2 separate regions of the Mus musculus genome follow, and region 1 is linked to region 2. Evidence: chromatin loops called from intact Hi-C (ENCODE). Cell type or tissue: left cerebral cortex. All regions are shown on one strand. Links, peaks and the distances in the headings refer to the core of each region. The heading gives the core; the rest is flanking DNA. Region 1 holds the start of Kcnab1 (potassium voltage-gated channel, shaker-related subfamily, beta member 1). Region 2 has its middle 91 kb from the start of Gm25222.

The links. A loop is a pair of places that touch in the nucleus more often than their neighbours do. Peaks named below come from ENCODE experiments on the same cell type or tissue, not always from the same donor. Only the 100,000 strongest peaks of a DNase experiment are listed, where the experiment ranks them.
Region 1: it touches region 2 in a loop (3.0-fold over the local background); 4 of 42 quality-filtered maps call a loop at or near these places.

What each region holds. Positions count from the first base shown.
Region 1 is chr3:65,103,981-65,115,313 of GRCm38, reverse strand. It overlaps Kcnab1 (potassium voltage-gated channel, shaker-related subfamily, beta member 1), which reads right to left and starts at 6,300. Exons shown (of 14, transcript NM_010597.5): 1 at 5,322-6,300. The coding sequence starts at 5,542. In left cerebral cortex, for the core only: a CTCF peak has its summit at 6,015; DNase peaks (open chromatin) are centred at 5,493, 5,996, 6,222, 6,641 and 2 more places; H3K4me3 peaks cover 3,729 bases; H3K27ac peaks cover 3,066 bases.
Region 2 is chr3:64,979,856-64,991,188 of GRCm38, reverse strand. It overlaps a transcript of Kcnab1 not described here. Among named protein-coding and RNA genes, the nearest start is that of Gm25222, 91 kb to the right of the region's middle. In left cerebral cortex, for the core only: CTCF peaks have their summits at 3,330 and 6,641; DNase peaks (open chromatin) are centred at 3,319 and 6,643.

The sequences.
Region 1 (11,333 bases), core at 1,315-9,314, 120 kb before region 2:
GCCACTACTTTTTAGGAAGGTTCCACCACCTCCCCATTCTCACCATATTGGCTTTGAGGCAGAGAGGAAAGCCCACACCTCTGCCTCAAAATGGCATTCACCAAATTTTCTCTAATTAAAAGTTTGGCATTTTAAGTAACCAGGCTACTCCCTTCTCTGGACTAAGCTCAGCTATTTTCATCTGAAGCACAACTACAGATCTGGCTCTTCTGCATCTTTTTCAGTTCACCATTTTCTCCCACTTTCCCCACATGAATACACCACACACACACACACACACACACACACACACACACGCACACACACACACACACACACACAGTGCTTTTTATGCAATCAGTTGATAAGATTGATCTTTGCTCCCAATTTCTTTGATTTAAAATCCACCCACTATTTGTGGGAGGTACCAGGCGATGAATGCAACATGTGCTTGAGAGATGCGGCTATGAGGAGTGGCACAGAAGCAGCATCTGGGATAGGGTCTGTGCAGCTTTGATTTTTGCTAAGAGCAAGAGTGCTATGAAATTCAATGCACATTCTTTTTATTTCAGATCTAAACTCCTAGATCTTGGGAGAACTGCCAGCGTAATTGTTGCCTAATTGAACTGTGCGCAGACACTGTTCAAATTCCTTGGTTGGTCCTTCATTGCTGATGGTCACTCTTTGTCTTGATGTCTTACTCTCACTCCCCATTGATACAATAATATAACCCCCTTTGTGGCTACAAGATTCTCTCTCTCTACTTCTCTGAAAAAGTCCTCCAAGGAGAGAAAAGGCCATTTCTAAAAGACAACATTCTTTCCATTTCCAATAATATAATAATCTTAAAAGAATGAAATTCAGAGATGGATTTTAGATTGGTGACTTCCAAGCACTAGTAACCAGAGAGGAAGTGATGGGTTTGAGGCAACAGCAGGAAGAGGCCTTGTAACTGTGCAAACACTGACTCCACACAGTGGTGAAGCCACATAGACACATCCAAACAAACATATGCATGGCTGGTGAAACTGGAAACAATTCAGTTTTACCAATCAATTTTCAAGTTTTGAAGCCATCGTATCATTATGCGACCACTGGAAATTTAATGGGCCATGGAAATTGTACACTTAAAAAAAATCCCGAGTGTCTATAATTATTTTTTAAAAGTTTAATGGTAAAATGCAGCTAGCTAAAACAGAAAAATTTGAAGTTCTTAATGGAATTTAAAGATTATTTTTCAGGTGTGAAATATTGCTTTTGCAAAGAAAACTTTAAAATACTGCAAAGCCTATTTTCAGCTTCATATACTCTAACTGAAAATCAGGTTTATGTAACAATACAGTGGGAGGTCATATTGTTATGGTTCAACATTTCTTGATTAAATTGAGTCTATCAATATTTAAATTATTATAGAACTAAAGCAATAATTTCAGAACAGGAAGATGGGTTTGATAAATACAAATATGTTGTTATATAATAGGAGAAGCTCCAAACCATGTCAAGCATTAGCAGCTGTAACATTCTACAAAGTTTTCTTAAAACAGAACAACTCACCAACAAACAGAAAAAGCAGTCAGTGAGGAAACCTGGCTTAACCTCTGAGTAGCTCTGTGTGGGTTGAAGGTCCCTATGCATCTGCCACTTGGAGATTTATCACATGTGCTTGCAGAGTTTCCACCAAGCTATCATGCAGTGGTGAACACACACCTAAACCATAGGAAAAGCTAAAATCAACTAACTGCCCTGCATTACCAAAGCACAGAACTGTCTTAGATATAGATAGCTCCAGAGTAAATGTAATGAAGTCTTGCTACTCCGCTAGCAGTAACATTTGTAGCATGTTCTTGTAGGTTTCTTTTTCCACAAAAGCCTTGAAAACACTAGCCAATTTGATAGAAGATCTGTACCTAGTCATGGTGTGACTATAGTTACATTTGCAAAATTTAGAAGATTGTATAAATATATTGTTTCTCAGCTCCTAGTTTTATGAGCTCTTGACCTATGGTTGGTATTCTTACCCTTAAGACTTGAGACTTAAATGTCACAGTCACTATAGAAGCAGAAAGAAGTTCCTTTATTTCTCAAGGTTATAAGCAGGTCCTCAACTGTCAGGGAGCACTGGTCCCTTATAGCAAGGCTGAACCTGAGTGGGTGGCTCTGCACAGTGAGTAGGAGATCTGGGTAGTTACATGGCCAAGAAGAAATCACTTGTCAGAGGCCATCCCATGAGAAAGCGAGCCCTTCACAATCTCCCTGACAGGCCAAATGGCCTCGTGCTAGGAGCTGGCTATCACTCCCTCCTCCCTATTCCCTTCCTGGCACCTGAGGTTGTAAAAGCTGAATTACAGTCCCCTCTTCCCTATCTCTTCCTGAACTCCCATGCCATCCAAGGACATGAGTTACGCCTGAGCCCAGCCTGACACCCAAGGCTGTCAAGGAGGATCTATATTCCAGAGATAAGATGCAGAGTGCCCGCTGCCTAGCGCCTGACTTCGGCCCCCATGTCAGCAGATGCCCACTTCTTTGTTCTTTGTAAAATTCCCCTTCGACCCCCTCCCTATTCCCTGAGATGTATGCTTTAAAATCAAGGCACCTCAGCCTAATAAACGAGACCTTGATAGGTGCCCTTCTTGGTCTCCTGCCTCTCCTTCCCTTCCTCTCATTTCCTTCCAGGTTTGCGGTCCCCCTCACACCCACGAATGACTGAATCCCTCGGGCCGGGATAATCACTCCATATAGACAAAGGCACATTTGGTTGCCTCAAATAGGAGTATCCCCTTAGTGCATAGGCCTACAAGAGTGTGTCACAACAGAAAATTCCAATATCTACTTGCTAATTATGGTACCTTTTTCCAACTTGAAGCTATTTCCTAAGCCTTGGTGGCTTCTGCATTTGAGGACTGGTGTATAGAGTTCTGGTGTATAGAGAAGGTGGGCGATACATTATTACTGACTGAATGAATACTGTTTCAACCCACAAAATTCCTATGACAACTTTTTGTTTAGCAGACACTTCAGATTCTGAAGGAATAGATGAACAAGATTCCTGGATCTCCCGACCTCCAATTCCCCTCAGGATTTTGTGACTATTACTAAAAGCTCCAATGTGGAAACTGTCTTCAAGAATATGAGCATTATAATCATAAGTCACCAGTAATTTACTGTTCTTGCTCATTCCACCAGTCTCTCCCCAGATTCTGTAGACAAGCCAATCACATTCCTTATTGCACAAAATCACTTACTATTTATTCTTAACAATCACTCAGTGCACTCATGTTATATTCTAGATGAAACAATGTAACAAAAACATAACTCAGGCAACAAAAATATTCCCACTATTTTGGGCAAGCACACAGTAATTGTCCCACTCCTCTATCACCTAAGAAAGCCTGGCATGCAGATGGCACTTTCTCACATGTCTTATATGTCTCTCAGTCTCAGTAGAATTTAAAAGCTGGGAGCTGGATTCACACATACATAAAGCACCTGTCCTCGATGGAGTGGCTCTGAATGAGAAGAGGAGTGGAAAAGAACCATTATGTTTGGTTACCACAAACTCAAGAGTGCTGAAGAACCCAGATGATTGTTAGTGAAGAGCTGTGCTTAGCTGCAAGGGAGGAGAGACATCCAAATGAGTGGTTCCCACACCGACCTTCTGGGGAATTCGACAGTTACAGTCCAATCCAAGTTCAACTGTGTTGATAGGAAACCTTAACAGAGAGCCCCTGACTGCAATAGCCCAGTAAGACCAAACTGTTCCATGACAATCCCCTGCAAGACAACTATGAAGGTGTGACCACAGACAGGAGGGGTGTGACTTTTAAACTTCTGCCTTAGGGGAAAACTGTTTATTGTTCTCTCAAACTCTGCAGGCCCCCATTGGAGCCACCTCACCCTGATGTGTCTTGCTCTTGGACTCTGTCCAGGAGGCAACAGCTTATCTCCCCCAGCAGCTTAGCTATTGGCCCAGCAGCACCTACCATGCACAGGACTAAGGCTACATCTGTGCCACAGCAGCTACACAGAAACTGCCAGAGAACTAGAGACCGAGGTCTCATTTGGAGAAGTCATTGGATGGGGCCGTCTGTCCATCAGAAAAGCAAAGGAAAGAAGAGGGCTCACAATGCTGACACTTGGAGGGAATGGACCACAGTCAGGGGGTTCATTTGGTGGCTTGCCCTCACCCTGCAGTTGTGGCCCAGAGCTACTGCTCTGGCTGGCTTCCCAGTCTGTTGACAGGTTTTCTTTCTCAGTGGCTTGAAAACATCAGAAGGACAAGAAGACTTGCTGTTGCAGTGGGAGGCTTCCCTTAAATCTGCAGATAAACTTTCATCAAGGCCAACTTCTCTAGAGAAGTTTAACGGCTTACTTCATACAGACAGCACAATCTTAAACGTACAGTATTTTAATTGTCCGGAGTTCATCCATCTTATCCTAAAATCTGGTCTCTAGCAAACGAGGGAGAGAAAAAAGGAAAACAATGACCAGTTACACCTGCAAATGAGAAGAGCCGAAGACCTCGGAGGATGTGTCAGCTGCTGCTCTTCTTTGGGTCCCTAAATACTGAGAAGTGCAGAGGAACTACAGCGGGGCTACGGAGCCCATGGCCAGAGTGCTGATGCAAAGCAAACATAATGAAGTGGCAGGGATCGCATTATGGAACGGAGAACTGTTTTTACTACAGGAAGATTTCTATCTACGAAAACAACCAATTCAGTTGTGATACAGGAGACAGGGACACAGACATTCACCGGCACTGAAAAGCTGGTCCCCTGTATTTAACAACAGTCGCACTTCATTCACTTCAGGCAGTAATTTAGATTTCAGTACAGCAGTGTTCAGTCTCTAACACCGTTGTAGGTGTTTCTTGCTACCACAAACCTTCCTTAATAAGAGCTGGGCTTAACATGTTCCCTCGGTCTCTCAAAGGGAAGAGTGCAGCGTGGGATGGGAAACTATTCTGAAAAGCATAAGCGTAGAATCGACAGCCTGTGCATCAAGCAGGACAAACACTTCTGCTCTTGACAAACTGTCCTAGTAGAAAAGAGTTCCTAGCTCTTAGGTGTGTTTTCTCCGCTCTCTGGAACTCATTATGGTCCTAAGGTGTTCGTAACACTTAGAATATAAAAAAATGGGCCACATCTTAAAGATCGCACTTGTGCATGCACAGCAGCTTGGCCCTTTTCAGCTCTCCCCCCACAAAAGGCTAATTTCAAAGCAAACACCTGAGAATTCTAAATTAAGCAAACAAGCGCTGAGTTAAGTCACTTTCAAACAGGAACAACTGCCTGGCTGAACCGTCAAAGAACACAGAAACCCCGGGCAGAGGGACCTCACCATACCTATATTTCATGCCAGTCTGCTTTGCGGTGGACTCTTTGAGAGAAATGTGATGCTGAGGGGTGAAGGTCCCCAGGCTGCGAGCGATGATAGCGACAGTGCGGAATTTGGCCCGGGCTGCGTTCACCACATTGGGGGCGTTGGAGCTCTGCTTGCTCAGAAGTCGGTCCTCACCATTTCGACTCTTCAAATTGTGCTCTGTGCAGGCTATGGAGACTTGCATTGCTTCCCAGGACAGAGCAAGGTCCTCTCAGAACCCCACAACACAGGCGGTCGGCAGAGGGTGAGCAGTTGGGGGGATTTCGGCTGTCTTTTAACCCCTCTTGCCCCCCTTCCTGGATGCCTTCAGAGGAGTCCCAGCAGCTGACTTCAGGACCCACACAGTGGCAGAAGAGGCTGAGGGGCAGGACAGAGTCCCCGGGACCCAAAGAAGTAAACAGCCAAGCTGGAAGTTGCCTCGGCAGCTGGAGCGCGAATCAGCCTCTCCAATCTTCCCAGGCTGTGATCTCGGCTGATTAAACAGCCAGATCCATGTGGTCAGGAGGCTGGTGCAGAAGCCTAGAGCTGAGCATTCATGGTGACTGCACACAGCCCTGCCTGGAGCCAGTCCGAGGTGCCTGAATGCAGAGGGCTGGTTTCTGGGCGCTGGCTCAAAGCAACGCAGGCATACCGCAAGATGCGCTGCTAGCACCCTCTGGATCACAGGCAGGAGGCTCAACTGGAGAGGAGCATCCCAAGAAGCAGCTCACAGCAAGCAGGACCCCGCGGACCCGTGGTCTCCATCCACTATGCCTGCCAACTACCTCGCTCCTGTGCTTAGGAGAATGCGGAGGTGGAGGCTTCTCAAGACCCCTCCCCACTCATCCTCGGGCAAAAGCTGGGTCTCCTGAGCCAGCACTTACTTGGTTAGCGACTGCATAGAAGAGCTGGGAGGTCCCTTTAAGGAGCGCCTTGCCTTTGTGTGCAGTGGGAAGGAAAGATCACTGTGACCACTCCTTACTGGAACAGGACTGGGAGGGCTGTTCCATCAGGGGGCTCTGCCTAGATGCCACCAAATTTTGCTGCAGCGCAGGAGTTGAAAAGGCTGAGTTGGGGAGGCTGAGTGGGGTGCTCTGAGAACAGCACACTACTGATTAACACGTGAATGCTCTTCTGACTTGCTGGAACACAGCTTGGAATTCAGATATTAGCCTTGTCAGGGTTCATATCCCCTCTGCATGTTATTTCTTATGCAGATAAGTTAGAAGTTTCCTGAAAAGCCACAGTGCAGTCTGGATGGAGTGGGGTCTGCTAACGTACTGCAAATTTATTTAAAATACCAGAGTAGAGACGTCTGGGATGCTGCAGGGAGCAATGGGTCCTCCCCGCTGGAGGATACAGGTGGGGGTAGGTGCAATGGGGGAGAAACAGGTCAGGAAAGTAACAGGATCCATATATATTGTCATGGCCACAGGGATGGGCAGCAAGAAGTTCTGTGAGCTGAGCCTGAACCCATATAAGATGCATTTCTTGTTTGGCTGGATGTTCCATTCAGAGCAACTGCTCAAGAAACCTGCTCAGACCAAACTATCAATTAGTTGATAATTCATCTCTCCATTTGAAGTATGAGAGAAATAACTCGTCCTATGAATTTGGTTAAATTATATCTTCTCCAAAAGCTTCTTTCTAAATGTGATCCCCAACAGACCCCACTGTCAAGGAGGAAGAAACAACAAACGCTATTTGTGAATCCATCTCTGTTCTTGGCAATAGAGATCAATATGGAGGGAAATTTAGGAAGCTGTGTCTCAGTTCGTAAGGAGCAGGCAATCTGGGTGGGAAGGACAAAGCACTCGGTCTTCAGAGACTGATTATGTTGAAAATCATACTCTATGTGTCCACGGGAGTGGTACCCACACTAAGCACAACAGAATGAAAAAAGAATGAATTTCAGGAGCCTGGAGAACATTTCTTCATTTCGATCCATTACAACACTTCAGTGGAGCTTCTCTTATAATCTGACTTGGCTACTGGGACACATGACAATGTCCAGAGTTTCAGGAAGCACACGAAGACTCAACAGCCCTCCCAAAGGTATGGACTCCCCTGTGGCAGGACCCATGGGTCTGATCTGATTATCAGGAGTACAGGGAAGCATGTTCACGGATGACATAGCCTGCCTGTATAAATTAATAAATAAAACAGCTGCTCTGGCCACTTCTGCCCAAGCAAATGAAGTTGCAGAAGTGAAATCCTCAAGGAGACTCTGTGCTTGTGTTGAGATCCACTCAAGATATTATTACTCTTAACAACTTTGAACCTGAAGATAAGATTTAAACCACATTGTGGCATCCAATTCTTGATCCTCTATATATTTTCACTCTTTCCCTTAGGAAAATCAGTATGTTCATTAACAGAGGATATTTAGGATGACTGAGGGTGGCAGGGTTAAGTGGGCACCTCTTCTTTTCACCCAGGCAGGAATACTGGGACGTACCTTTCTTTAATCTTTGGAATAAACAGTGGGTAGAGAGGAAGCAGATCATAGGAACCTTTATTTTTGCACACTAAGCCAGCTCATCGGAGATGATCAACGTGAATTGGGAAAGCAGTCAAAATGAGAAGAGGAAGAAGTGGGAGGAATCAAAAGAAAGAGCTTTTAGAAAAGGAAAGTGGGAAAAAAGCAGGCTGGGAACAACAGAGGGAGGTGATGCCCTTCAGACCCGAGGGGTCAGGAACCAGGGACTTTAACTTGGCCACTGGCTTTGGGGGAGGGGAGGTGGGCAGGGGTTCAGCTGAGAGTGCTGCTGGCTTTATAGGATGGACTAAGAGGCCTGGATATATTAACCAGTGTGGTGTTTAGCTTTATTAAGGGGCTAGCAGAGAAATGCCAAAAAGCACAGCATAGCCTAGATCAGGGAAAAGGTTATCTGAACAAGACATACAAAGTAGAGCATTTCTGACCCCAATAGGACCACACAGAGTGCTTGCTTGTTCTATGGCAGGTGCTCAATCTATAAATAATTGAGAGGTGATGAGGAAATAACGAAGAGGGAGAGGGGAAGGTGGGTTGGATGGGGGAGATGCCTTTTCCTGGATAAACTCCATTCTTTAAAAACAACCACCAAAGAAAATCCTGTGCATTCACTTGGAAGCTCAGCCAGTTATACTGAAAAGGAGTGAATGGTAGCCCCACAGTTTCCTCTGCTCCTCTTGAGTGTGGTCCAGTGTCCCAACCTTTGGGACATGCCTCATAGAGAATCAAAGATCTGAGGCCAGAGGATGCTCACAGTGCAGGCTTCTTTCTTGTTGACCACAGTGAGCCTTTCATCTCTGATACCACACAGGCACTCTGACAGGCAAGCAGCAGCCCCATAGTTTCCCCAGACATCCTCATACTTCCCAGAATTAAGGGACCAGTCGCTCTCAGGAGCCTGGAAGCTAAATAACAGTTGGCTGTAGAGTGCCCATTCCTAATAAGTTTGCTAGCAGGCCACATGCTAATTAAGCTGGGGAAGTTAGACTTACAATGTATGTTCCTTTACTGTCACACACTATGAGAATTTCAGGCTTAAATAGACACACAAACCTGCATATAGATAGATTTACATAGATACACACATATACATGTATAGATATAGTTATGGGCTAGATTATCTCATCCCAAACTTCATGTATAGAGGCCCTGTCTTTGCCGCCGTGTGTCAGAATGTGACTGTATTTGGAGACAGTCTTTAAGACATCATAAGTATAACGAGGCCATAAGTTTGAGCATCAACCAAATATGACACATGTCCTTATAATAAGAACCAGGGCCAGACACGTGAAGACACAGAACAGAGGACCATTTACCAGCCCAGGGCAGAGTCCTCAGAAGAGGCCAAGCTTGCTACTATGATCTCAGACTTTCAGTCCATAGAACTAAGAGAAAATATTTTTTTCTCCTGTAGCTATTCAGCTTCTAGTACATTATTGTATAAGGCTGCTTTAATACAGGCAGGAAATATAATTTATATCTATAATAATATTCATAAGAAACTATTGGAGCATACTAACATTTAAGCTTCTAAATGTCATTATTAGTCACAATGAATGTCACTAGATATACTCCACACATCCCAAGCTGTCATTAATGTTCTATAGGAGAATGGTGAGTTCCAGCCCAGCCTGAGTGACCACAGCATACCTCTGTCATAAAAACCAAAAGGTAGAAAGCAATCTATAGATCTGCTCTCTAGGAAGGGCTGCTGAAATGTACCCTGGAGAAAGACCCACATGCAATCCCTTTATTCTGCTTCATAAAGTCATGCAAAGTTCTATGTGGTTGCTCTTTTTGTTTTTTAACTAGCAAACATTAATTATAAAAAGAAGTAAGTGTCATCGTAAGTATTTGTGACATAGTGTGGTAACAGTCACCTCCAAACACCCTTTTACTGCCTCTCTCCCACTCCCCATCCTTTCTGCTTTCATGTTATACAAAACAAGTCTCTATTGGAGTAGTAGCAGCTGTTAGGCACATTTCATCATTTCCCTTGGGTCTACTGATCTCCTTTGCTTATTGATTTTCCTTTGAAGCGCTTGCTCATATTCCCTAAGACGGGAATCAGAGACATCCTTAAGCAGTGGAGAGAGCACCACACCAGTAGACAAAGCCCAGTCATGACATCTCACCTGTAACTTAGGAGTAGCCTTCAGCTTCCTCTCACTCCTTTCCTTCAGCTGAAGCACTTGTGGGGGTGGGGTGGAGTGGGGTGGGGTGTATGTGTCTACATATCTTTATTCTGAAGACCTTTTGCTGCGTGTGTTCTGTAGATGTCATGACTCTATCCCTAAAGTCATATAGCACAAGACTAAAGTACTGTATACTCTTTAGTTTGGCTAAGATCTCAATGGGTTCCTATTTATTACCTAGAAGTCAAGTTTTAGCACTAGAATCAACCATATTGGGTCTTGGTAATAGTGATATTTAAATGCAGATTACAGGGTGTAAAATTTGTATCCCAGGGCTTTTTGTTTTCATGGTCATCTCAAAGTTCCTAGAACCACCCTGGAGACTTGACAGCAGATGTGCGAGTTGCAGCTAAGCATGATGCTCCTTCTTCCTCTGCCTCTTCCCTTTCCTTTGCTACTGAACAGGATGCTTATATTCTTGGAACCTTGGTTTCCTCACAGAGGCATAGTGACATAAGGATGTGGCTCTCCAGAGGCACTGCCCAATAGGAGCTGCATTCTCTGGTTGAGGAAGCACTCATTCCAGATGACACAGGCAGAGTTCGGTTGTAACTGAAGAAGCCTTCCTCTGGACTGCTGTGCATATAGCTCCTCACTTCAGAAGGACTTCACATACCCCCTCCTTTGAACACAGCTTAAAAAGAAATCCAATTACCATCATGAGTGCTAGACATAAAACCAATTTAGAAAGTCTAAATATCAACTTTAAAAAATACTTTGTGACTGTGTATTCTTATCCTATTGCTGTAAAAAAATTCCCAATTACCCAGAAAAATTTTGGTTTATTCAATTTCTTCCCAGTGAAGTCAGAACCAAATATTTTTTTACTGGTTTCGCTCACAACTTATGGTTTATATTCCATTTGAAAGCACAGCCAGCAGGAGCCAGAAAACATTCAACCATGCAGCTAGGCAAAATTGAGAGTTATCCAACACAGAAAAGAATCTGCTAATATCAGAGGCATTTTAAACATGCACACGTACAGATGGCGAGCTGCTTCCTGTGCCTGTAATTTATTACTTATTATATTCTCACAATCTTACCCTGCCACGAGAATGATCATGATCCCATATGTACATCGACACAGCCTTTACAATGACAAATAAATCAGGCACTAGATGTACAGATGGCTTTTCCGATGAGAAGAAACTTCTAGGTGTCTACCCTTCAGCTTTCCTAGAAGAATACACTTACAAAGAACTGAACAGGACACTCAGAGCAAATCCATTTTCACACACCAGACTCTATTCCACAAACAAAGCTCAGTGAACCAAAGGATGGACCAAGCGGTAGCCCTGGGAAGC
Region 2 (11,333 bases), core at 1,746-9,745:
AAAGTCAGACACACAGGTAGTTATATCTTCAAGGCAAAACTCCCATAAAAAAATCTGAATGCAACAATTTAAATGAGTTTTATTGGTTGGGAGTACTCCATGAATATTGAATGCAATGTTTCAGGGAGCAATAAACAATTTCCCTAGGGCTAGTAAGAAAGAGAAGGGGAAGCACCATGCCTGTGTACCTTTACTCAAGCCAACTTTAATCTTCTATTGTTATGATAAATCATACCCAAGAATATAATTGCTTCATTGTGTTCTATGAGTCCTTCTAGAGAATAATCTGAGCTCAGGGACTTTCTGAACATGGCATGCTCCCCATTATCTTCTTAACGTCATACGCTGATATTCTACCATTCATTCATTCATTTATTCATTCAATTCATTCAATTCTCATATTTTTGGCAGCTTTGATGTTTCTTCCTTAATGATTTTTTTCTTATAGCTATAGGACTTTACCCCCAAAGCTCTAGAATCAGTTTTCACTTGCTTTGGGCATTTGTTCAAATTCTATCTTTTCAGTAAGGTCTTCTCTGGATATACTATTAAAAATTATAGCTGGTCCTTGAGCATGTGCTTATTTTCATGTGCTTTGTACTTCTCCAGAATATTTAGCCTACTTGAAGTATTATGTATTTTGGTAATCATTTTGTTACCCAACCTGCCCTCATTAGAATGCAAACTCAAGAATTTGGATAATGAAGCCTGTATGTTTACTGCTGTTTCCCCAAACACAAGGTGAGTACTCAGTGAATGTCTACTGAATGAAAAAAAAGTGAACTTGTGGTCTTTTATGAAAAAGAATATTTAGATGGTGCAGAAAAAGATACTGTACCACAATTACAGAGAAAGCAAAACAACTTCATAAAAAGAATTTCACTAATGCATACTATACAATACATATTCATATTAAATGACCATATTATTCAATCTCCTAGGTTATTTGATAAATCAAACAAAATTATCATTAGATAAAGCAGAGGAAGTATCTGATTCATAGCAACCTAGAACCAAGAAATGATAAACATAGGGTTGGGAGAGGAAGGCCTTTGAGAGGAGCTGCTTATGTAGAAGGCTGAGCAGAAGATAACTGAGCTGTTTCCATGCCCACTGAGGCTCTTTTAGTGTCCTTTGGGTGAAGTATTGAGCATGGAAAGGTATGATCTTTCCATTTGTCCAGTCATGGTAACAATGAGAACCTTGGCACAGGAAAATTGAGTAGAGTCTTGCAGTCTTGCCAGGGTAGTAGAGTGGTGTTACTCAGGTGAGAAAATCCATGGGTATGATGATACCACTGAAGCTTACTCTGAGGTTGCTAATCACCAAATAAAGTCCTCAGTTGTACAACAGAGTTTTATTGGAAAAGTTTAGTACAATCTGAGAATAGTAAGATTTACCTAGAACTCATAGTCATCAGCTATTACACTAGAGAAAACCTCTAGTGTAGTTATCTGTGAACTCAACTGATGAATCAATCAGAAATTCCAAACAAGAGTCATATTTTTTTCTTTTGGTTTTTTTGAGACAGGATTTCTCTGTGTATAGCCCTGACTTTCCTGGAACTCACTCTGTAGACTAGGCTAGCCTTGAACTCAGAAATCCACCTACCTCTGCCTCCCAAGTGCTGGGATTATGTTCACAGCTTTTTTTTTTTTTTTTTTTTGAGATGATACTACTTGTTAAATTGAGATGATGCCTCTATTTATAGTAAAATAGGAATGGAAAAATACGAAGAAAGAAGTGAACTTACAAATGGATGTTCAATGGGACTGATGGGGAAAGGATTGAAGGAGGGATGATAAAGCGTGATAGAGGAGAGCCTCACGGCTCCAACATGAGTGTTTTACAGACATCAGGTGGTCATCAGCTAGAACCTCATTCAGCAAGTGTCACATCTGAGTAGAAAGAATATGTGGAGTGAAAGTCCTGAACACCCAGCTCTAGACAAGGTAGCCTAGGACCCAACAGTGGATGAAGATAACTTTCTTCTCTATAGTGAGAAGTTTCTATTGGTTGGAGTTCTCCAGAGAAACACTGCCAACAAGAGATCTATAGATGGATATACAGACTGATGATGAGAAATTTATTTTCATGGTTACAGAAAACAAGGCTTGAAGGAGAATTCCTTAGGAGTGCAAATACCCAAATAAGTCCAAATACCCAAGAACCCAAATAGCTATTGTTGTAGACGTTCAAGTCTAGAAACAGTGAGGCAGGAGTAGTTGTATTCTGTGTGTGGGAAGGTTTGCCTTTTTGTTCTATTTAGGTCTTCCATATACTGGATGATGATCAACACATTAGAGAGAGCAACCTTCCTTTCAAATGTTAATATCATCCTCACAGTTACCTTCTTAGGCATACTCAAAATAATGCTCAACCAAAATCTGCTTGAGCACTGAATCCCTATAAGAGCAATGCCAGAATTTAGACCCCAGATGGTTTTACTAAAGACAGGACAGACATAGCAAGGAGACTGTAGATGGGTAGTGTGGCCAAATAATTCCTGCACCTGGTATATTTGTCTTCCAGTAAACAACAGAATCTTATTTGTTATTTTCCTGATTAGCTACTCATTTACTCAACCAATATTTATTAGTTTTTATACTTGATGTCAGTTTCTGAAGAGTGCAGCAATCAGCCCTACAGATGAAATTACACTCCAGTGGGAGAGGCAGACAACCCAGCAATAAACAAAACAGACTGCTAAGAGGGAGGAAAGAAGGCGCTGATTTAATGACTCTTATAAACAAGTTATGATGGCAGGTACTGCTGTTATACAATGGTCACTTCAGGGGCCATCTTAGCTGCTTCCGTGCCATAACAAGCCTCCAAAAGCATGCTGAGTTTTAGAGTACTGTGCAGTTCCAAAAGCTGTGTGTCTCACTGATAGGTTAGAACCCTTTGAAATCTAAAGAACATAGCTGCACATTCCATGCCCACACTACACAGCTGCCGAAGCTTCCATCACACTCCAATTGAGAGGAACATGACAGAAGGGAAAAAATGATAAACAATAATTGGGCTAGAATCACTTGCCTAAAAGTGTGTCCTGGGTTCCTATTTCTCCTTTAGGAGTGCTGTGGTACCTCCAGCTAGAATCCCTTCTTTTCCACTCTGGACCTCTATCTTTGTCTTCTGCTCTATCTTTAGGGTAGTTTCCTGGCTCCATTCATTAGTGGTCCCATTCACAAAGCCTGCATAATCTTGAGGTAACTGCAATTGGCAGTCCTTACTTTACTATCCTCCCATGGCCTGCTAGCATTCTCCCTGCCCTCTTTCATGAACTATCTGGTCCCTCCTCTCCATACACAGACCACCAGCACCACCTCTCTGAGGAGGATGTACTGCAAGTAGATGAACACAGATGATGACTGAGTTCATTTGACTCTGCATTGTCTTGAAAGACACTTTAGTTATATTTTTACGTTCCAGATGAAAACATGACAGTTCTCCTCTGGTAACTGTGGAAGAGAGCAGTCTCCACTACATGGCAGTAGCCCAACAAGGAGGGTTGCAAATAGACAGTGATTTGCAGCATTATAGGGTCATCTCCAAATCTGCACTGGCCTCAGTATTTACAACTCTATTGTATCCTCTCTGTGCAATAGTTAATTCTGACTGAACTGCAGTGGACTGAAAACAGACCCAACAGATAGGAGAACACAATAAAGTGTGCAACCTAATACCATACCCTTTCAACTAGAATGTAAAGGAGACACCAAAAGTATTCCTATGTTGGTTTACAGAATTGGAATGCAGATGGTAGGATAACATAGGCCATTAAAGAACATTTTATTGAAGTTGGTAACTGTCATAGTTTCTGTCAATTTGATACAAATTTACTCATACCTGGAAAGAAAGAGTATCAATTGAGGAGTGGCCTCCATAGATTGGCTTATGGGAACGTCTGAGAAACATGTTCCTGATTGGTGATTGATGGGGTGGGCCCAGCCCACTAGCAGTGCCATGCCTGGGCAGGTGGGCATCCACTGTAAAAGGTAACTGGGTAATCCAAGAGAGTGAGCAAGTAAGCATTGTGTTCCTCCATGACCTCTGCTATAGATCCTGCCTCAAGTTTCCTCTGCCTTAGCTTCCCTCCACGATGGACAGTAACCTGTAAGCCAAATAAATCCTTTTCTTCCCAAGTTATTTTTGATCAGTGTTTTATAAAGTTACATAAAGCAAACTATGATAGTACTTGTTCAGGGATATCCTCAGGAATACTGACTTTGTACAAACTATTGAAGGACAGAGGACCATGTAACTTACTCTCAAAAGTTTGGGAAAACAAATAAGGCAAAAGATGTGGGGAAGGAGCTTGTTGGATCATGGGCAGTTTTTAAAACAAATAGAGCCAAAACATTTGTGTTAAGAGCAAAGGGCTACAAGTACGCCTCTATTATTCTTGCTTGTTTTCTGTAGTTTGAAGTTCCTTTCAATAAAAAGGCTAAAGCAAGCAAAACCAAAATGACCTGGGATGAACACACAGAATATTTTCCAAAGGAAGGCCAGTATTATGGTTTACCTTTATTGTTAACTTGGTTTGACTTATAATCACCTAAGAGACACACTTTTGGGTATGTTGGAGAAAATTTCCAGAGAGGGTTAACTGAAGAAGGCATAGTATGAGTGTGAACGGCATCATTCCATGGACAGAAAGAAGAAAAGGTACAGGCTAAATCTCTGTGTCTCCCTGCTTCCTGACACTGGAAACAATGTGACCAACTGCTTTATTTTTCTTCTGCTACAGTCTTAGTTGAAGTGTTGTTCTCTGTGCCATGGTAGACCATATTCATATTCTTTCAGCCAAAATAAACTCTTCCTCTCTTAAGATTCTTCTGTCAGATATTTCTGTTATGCCAGTAAAAAAATAAATTAACAAATATAGCTTGGAGTGAGAGGTCTGCTCTTTTGCCACTCAGTCAGCCATGCTTAGGAGTTGGTACCATAGACTATTTGCTCAGTAAAACATGCAATTGGTGATTTTGCAAAATAACAATAGCAGGTCTACTGTAGTGGTTATGAACTTCTTAACTACAGGCTTTTTGACAAGGACTTCAGTACCAATGATGAAATCTCCTTCATGTGCCCCACTTAATCCTTTAACCACCAGGTTATTCCTTCTTTTCTATCACATTTATTATAATATTCCTCCAGTTATATTTTTAATTGGGTTGTAAGAAAGTAGACGTCAATGGGGTTTCTTATCTACCTTCCTTTTAATTAACCCTCTACCTGCACATCTCGATTTTCCCTGGACTTCTGTTGTTCTTCCTGTATAAGCTTCCCCATGCCCAGTATTCCACTTCTCTACTTTCTTTTCATCTGAAACCCTCCTTTAACATGGCTCTTTCCCAGAGGTTCTTTTCTGGCTTCCCAGATATATGCTTCAAGTTTAACACACACAGGGAAAACAGGTTGCATTTGTCTTTCTGCACTTGAGATACCGTATTCAGTATGTTTCCTTTGTTGTTATTGTTTTATCCATTTACCTGCAAATTTCAGGATTTCATTTTTCCTTACAGTTGAGTAATATTTCATTGTGTATATGTGCCTCATTTCTCTTATTCAGTCACCCGTGGATAGATATATTGATTGCACTTCTAAACTATTGTAGAGTGTCAATGGAGTAGAATCAGCAGTTGTTATTTTGCCAAATGGCAATGCTCTCAAATTGTCTTCTAAATATGTATAGTTACACTTATAAACCTGTGCCATTTTCAGACTGGACAGAGACGCTTCTTGTTGCAGAGAATAGTGGTCTATGAAGAGATGCATAATTTGTGAAAGCACTGAAAATAAGAGATGGGATGTTTAATCTGAATGGGATATCTCTATTAGCCCCTGTTCCTGCCAACACTCAAAGAACATTGTGGAAGAGAAGGCAGAAAGAATGGGAAAGACAGAGGTTGGGGAAGAGTGCTGGGAAAGGTTTCTGCCCATGCTATTGTACTCATGAACTCACGGCAGCCAAGGTTGTCTGCACAAGACCTGCATAAGAGCAAGCCAACCAAACCCCAGCTTAGCTGGAGGAGGAGCTCTCAACACCTTACTTCTTACTGAGAAGCCACTGTTCGTCCATAGCTGCTCAGAGGGGCAAAACCATTCTTTTATGAGCTGTGTTTTATGTTCTGTATTTTGTGTTTTCTTTTGTTTTGTTTTTACAACTAAGAAGGTGTTTCATGATCCAGTGCATGGCTCCATATGCATGTCCATATGTGTAGCACTAATTGGATCCAGAGAGTAGTAGACAAAGGGAAAAAAGGTGGGGGGAGGGAGATGAGTTTGGGAGGGGACATGTTGAAGGAAATATAGAAGGAGTTGAAAGATAGAAATTCAGAGAGTAGATATGATATTATTGTATTGTTTATGTGTATGAAATTCCCTAGAATCAAAAATCTTAAAAATTAAAATTAAAATAATAAAACTTCTAACTGGGTTAGGCTACAATAAATCTGCTACGGCAACTGGGCTTCCAAGAGGATGCCAGACATAATGTTAGCTTTTTTTTTCTCACTATGAAAAATGTCCTGTTGACACAATCAGGTAACGCTATTGATTCTGATGAAAAGCAGCCTGCTAGCTTCATTACAAGGAATGAAAAAGCTTCCTTTTCTTTGTGAAATAGCACACCCTACTGACATCCACAAGCACTGAAGGGAAATTCAGAAGTGTTTGGTAGGGGAGGCAGTGGAAACAATCTTTTGGTCTATGGTTGCTCCATTGTCAAGAAAACCAGGTTCCAAAATACCTGTTGTGTTCAGAGGAGCAACTTCCACATGAGAAAATATGGTTCATGTAACTCAGTCTTACTCTTAAGCTTTGAATCTGATATTTTCATCAAGGCAGCCTTTACCCTAGAAAATCACAGTGGAAATTTCAAAACAAATTGGAATTTCAGCTCTCAATATTCTGAGCTGCAATCATACTCAGGTTCTGGGGCATTTCTTATTTAAAGTGACACTGCCAAGCCGTATTTGTTTTAGAATGTCCGTTCCATTCCCTAGGCAATAAGCACGTGGTTCAGCACTGAACAGGCCACTTTGCTCTGCCTTTCAGGTCCACTACCAGCAGCCTATTCAGATTTTAAATCACATACATTCCCAGCCTCATCCATCTCAGTGCCATCTCTGTCCCTCCAGAAATGTTGCAGGAGAGACACAGCCTGAGGCTCAGGGAAATCAGCACAGGCCCCAGGACTGACCCAAATTAGACCAGCCTAAAATAAATCATGTCAGCGTGTCTTAATATGACTCCTGCACAGGCAGTATTTTCTAGGCTATTGTTTTGTAGACGTGGCCATAGCTCCTTTAAGCAGGTTGGAATGTGCCAAGCATCCCATGGAAAGAACAGGCCATGGGAACATGTAAAGAAATGTACGAAATATGAGGGTACAAGGAAGACAATGGTGAGTTCTATTTTAATACAAAATAAATACTTTTCCCCAGTACCTCAGCCCTGCAATCTTATGGAAAGCAGAACAGATTACCTTCCTGGTGCCTTCTATAAGCCCTCAGTGTAAATGCTATTTTCCCATAAGGGTTTGTTCCTTTTGTTTTATAGAGTAGGAGGCTATAAGAGAAGAAAGGGGGAGAGGCTGAGCCTGTGTGCAAATCGTTGTGTGAGGTTATTAGATTCTCATTATGACGGAACACTCATCCATCTCAGAAAGGTGTTTAGAGTAAAAAAGTGCTTCAAACTGCTCTTTTGAAGGTTTATTTTGAGAGCAGTGAAAACCAACAGCCAACAAGTACCCTCAAACTCGGACATGTCTGATAAAATGTCTTAGCTGGGTAAGGTGCTCCTGACTTAACTTCCCCTTGTTCAGCCCCCTTTTGTCTCTTTGTGTGAAGTCAGTGTGAAGCACTATGTATGTTCTCACCTTGGGGCTGCCTATCAATATAGAGCACCTGTTTCTTACCCTCTCCTCTTGGTTTTAGGCCAAGGCTCTCTTCTTCCTGTTTCCATCTGCCTTCTAGAAACTTTGTGTAGTTCCCCCTTATCCGACTCAGTGTGATGGCAGCCTCTAAGATGTCTCCACTCTGACAATACCATCTGACACTGGGGAAAGCTAGCAGGAGAGGAACTTGAGCTGCTGGGAGTTTGGGTCACTTCCATATTAGTCCCTCTTAAATATTTTTATTCTAAGCACATTACTCAAGGCAGGAAGAGTACAGTATTGATGATAGGTACCATCATATTACAACCATTTGGAGAACAAGTTAGCTCAAATTCTAATTTGATCAAATGAGAATTCACGTGTTAAGTGAAGACATGAGAAAAAATGCATTTTCTGAGTGTTTTCTAAAGATCTACTACAATAGAAGAAGCAATGAATTTGTATGAGCCAATGGGGAGAAATGGTAGTGAGCTCAGGATTGTGTAAGATTTACTTTGTAGGTGTTATTATTTTCTGTCCATCTTTTAAAGGGAGCCAATACATGTTTCTTTTCATTGCTTCAAGTAGAGGGAGGTGCAGTGATTGAAGTTAATAGTCCCATTACATAGGAGGCAGGATTTATTTACTTACTTACTTACTTATTATTTACCATGAACTTGAAACTGAAGCTATGCAGAGAGTTCCCAGTCCTACTTCAGCTAATGTGAGAGGCCTTGTCTACTTGCCAATAATAAACATAAATACAGAAATTCCCCACGTTTAAACAAAACTAATCAGCATTGGAACAAGTGCCATGTTAGGTCCACAGAAAAATCTAAGAGTGAACCCAGCCTCTGGTAACATGTGACCTGCTGCTGTGATGTTGATTTAGTCTGTTTTTCAGATGGGGAATGGAATTCAGCAAAGACAACCAGATAACCTTAATGTCTAATATGGAAGAAGACAGGAAGCTAGGGCACTGTTAGTAGGAAGCTAGAACACTGCTGGTGGGGATCAGATGTTCCAATTTGCTCTTTAATATTTTTAATGCTCCCCAACTTATGAATGGATGCTCCTCAGTTAAGAACACACTTGTAATGAGAACTTGCAAAGCCCAAAGGTTTTGTAGGATTATAGAATAGAAAAGCTCTAATCCTCATTGTCCTGGTGGAGATAGAATAACTTTGATAAGAAACACACACACTTGACAAGCTTATATAAAGAAAAGATCAACCCATGCTGTGAGAGAGAAGGGAAAACCCAAGGGTTGGGATCATCTAGGCAATGGGGTTGAAAATGCATCTTCTGGATGAAATACTCAGCAGAGGCAGAGGCTCAGTGATCCAGGGAAAGGAGCAGAGGGTCAGTGTACAGAGGAATAGGACTGGAACAGGAGATAGGCAGAGCCTGGAAAGGCAGACAGAGTGGAATGATACAGTTGCAGGTGCTGTGTGTGCATATGCATGTGTACATGTATATGAGTGTGTGCGTGTGCACTGTGTGTGTGCATGTGTGTGTGCGTGTGAGTGTGCGTGCGTGCGTGCGTGTGTGCGTGTGTGTGTGTGTGTGTGTGTGTGTGTGTGTGATTTTGTGATGTATGATAGGAATTGGAAACATGAGCAAGCACAGGACTGTGACTTAACCAGCAGGAGACGAGTCCTCAATGTGTTGCTGGCTGGAAATGTCACTTGACTCAATAGTCAACCTCGTCCAACTTTGATTTCAGCTTTAAGAGACTGGAAGAGTTTATTTCCAACATCTGTCCCATATCTAAGCAGCATTACTTGTCTCTTCTCTTTCTTCATTACCTTCTCTCTACCTTTAGTGCAAAGCTATTGAGACATTGTACCATTGGCTAGAAATCAATACTGTTTTTATTTTGCATTTTATTTAAAAAACCCAAACAAGACTTGTCATTGGAAAGAAGGGGATGGATGTGGAAAGGGAGTGAGGGAAAGAGGGAAGGTCTGGGGGAGGTATAGAGTGAGATTGAGTTTGTATGATTACTATTGTGAAACTGACCAATATAGTTTGTATTAAACCCATGGTGTTACTCCCTTTGTTTCTGCTGACCTATCACTTGCTGTGATACCATCAAATAACATTAGGGTTCCGCAGGCAAGGGTTCCAGAACCCTCAAGACAGTGCTTGGTGTAGGATGCTCTGCTGAGGATGTCATTCATTACACACAAAGCACCTCAGGAGTCTCTCTCCAAAATTCTAATCAGCAAGCATGGGCTACTGTTGAGAAGATAGCCCATCTCCTCCTCCAGGAACTATAAATACTCTACTTCCTCTTTGGGATTTGGTGTTGTTGGAAGTCTAGGGACAGATTAAGGTTAATGTTTTGCAACTCCTCTGACCTGTCTGAAGTGTGTCCTCTCTCTTTTCTGAGTCTTTCTGCACTTTTAGTCTTTCTTGGGCTGATATTTTTCTTTCTCCTTTAAATTAATTTTTATGTTTTTGGATTGTATGCATTTGGACTCCTTAAATATGTCTAAAAACAAGGCTTAAAATGACTATAAATAAACAAATAACTTGTACAAATGAAAGGGTGGCTTTTGGGACCCACAGTCAGCAAACCACAGGCCTCTGGCCAAATCCAGCATACCACCTGTTTTTGCATGACCCATAAGCTAAAAATGGTTTTTTTTTTTTAAAAAATAAAACAACATAAGGGAAATTATGAAGAATATCTGTGACATGCTAAAATTGTATAAAATTCAAATTTCTTTGCCAATAGTTATGTTGAACTATATGTCTACTATATGTCCTTCCTTCCTTCCTTCCTTCCTTCCTTCCTTCCTTCCTTCCTTCCTTCCTTCCTCCCTCCCTCCCTCCTCTCTCTCTCTCTCTCTCTCTCTCTCTCTCTCTCTCTCTTTCTATCTAGAGACAGAGTATTTTGTTTTGTTTTGGGGTTTGTTTGTTTGTTTGTTTTCAAGACAGGTTCTCTCTATTCAACCTTGGTGAACCTGAAGCTCAATCTTTAGACAAGACTGGCTTCAAGTCCACCTGCTTCTTCCTCCCAAGGGATGGGATTAAAGGCATGCACTACCACTGTTCAACTTATTTATGTATTACTTATGGCTACTTTCCCCTACCACAGGAGAAGTCAGAATGTATACCAAGACAACCAGGCCCTCAAGCTTAAGATATGTTCTCTGTAACAGGAAGAGCTTGCTGACCCCTGGGTTAGAATCCTCCTGCCATTGTGAGTACAATAAAATTCCTTAAAACTAGTAATCTGTGGCTCCTTAAGAGTCTGGCTATGAACCTGCTTTTTGGTATATTTTGTTTAATAATTACTCAGCTGTGTACTTACTGCCTTCCTCAGAGTTAATGTAATGTAATAGAAACAAATAACACATAGCCTTCTGAATGAAGAATTCGGAAAATTCTAAGCTGAAAAAAGGACTCCTATGCCAACTTTGTCCATCGTTCTCAGATACTT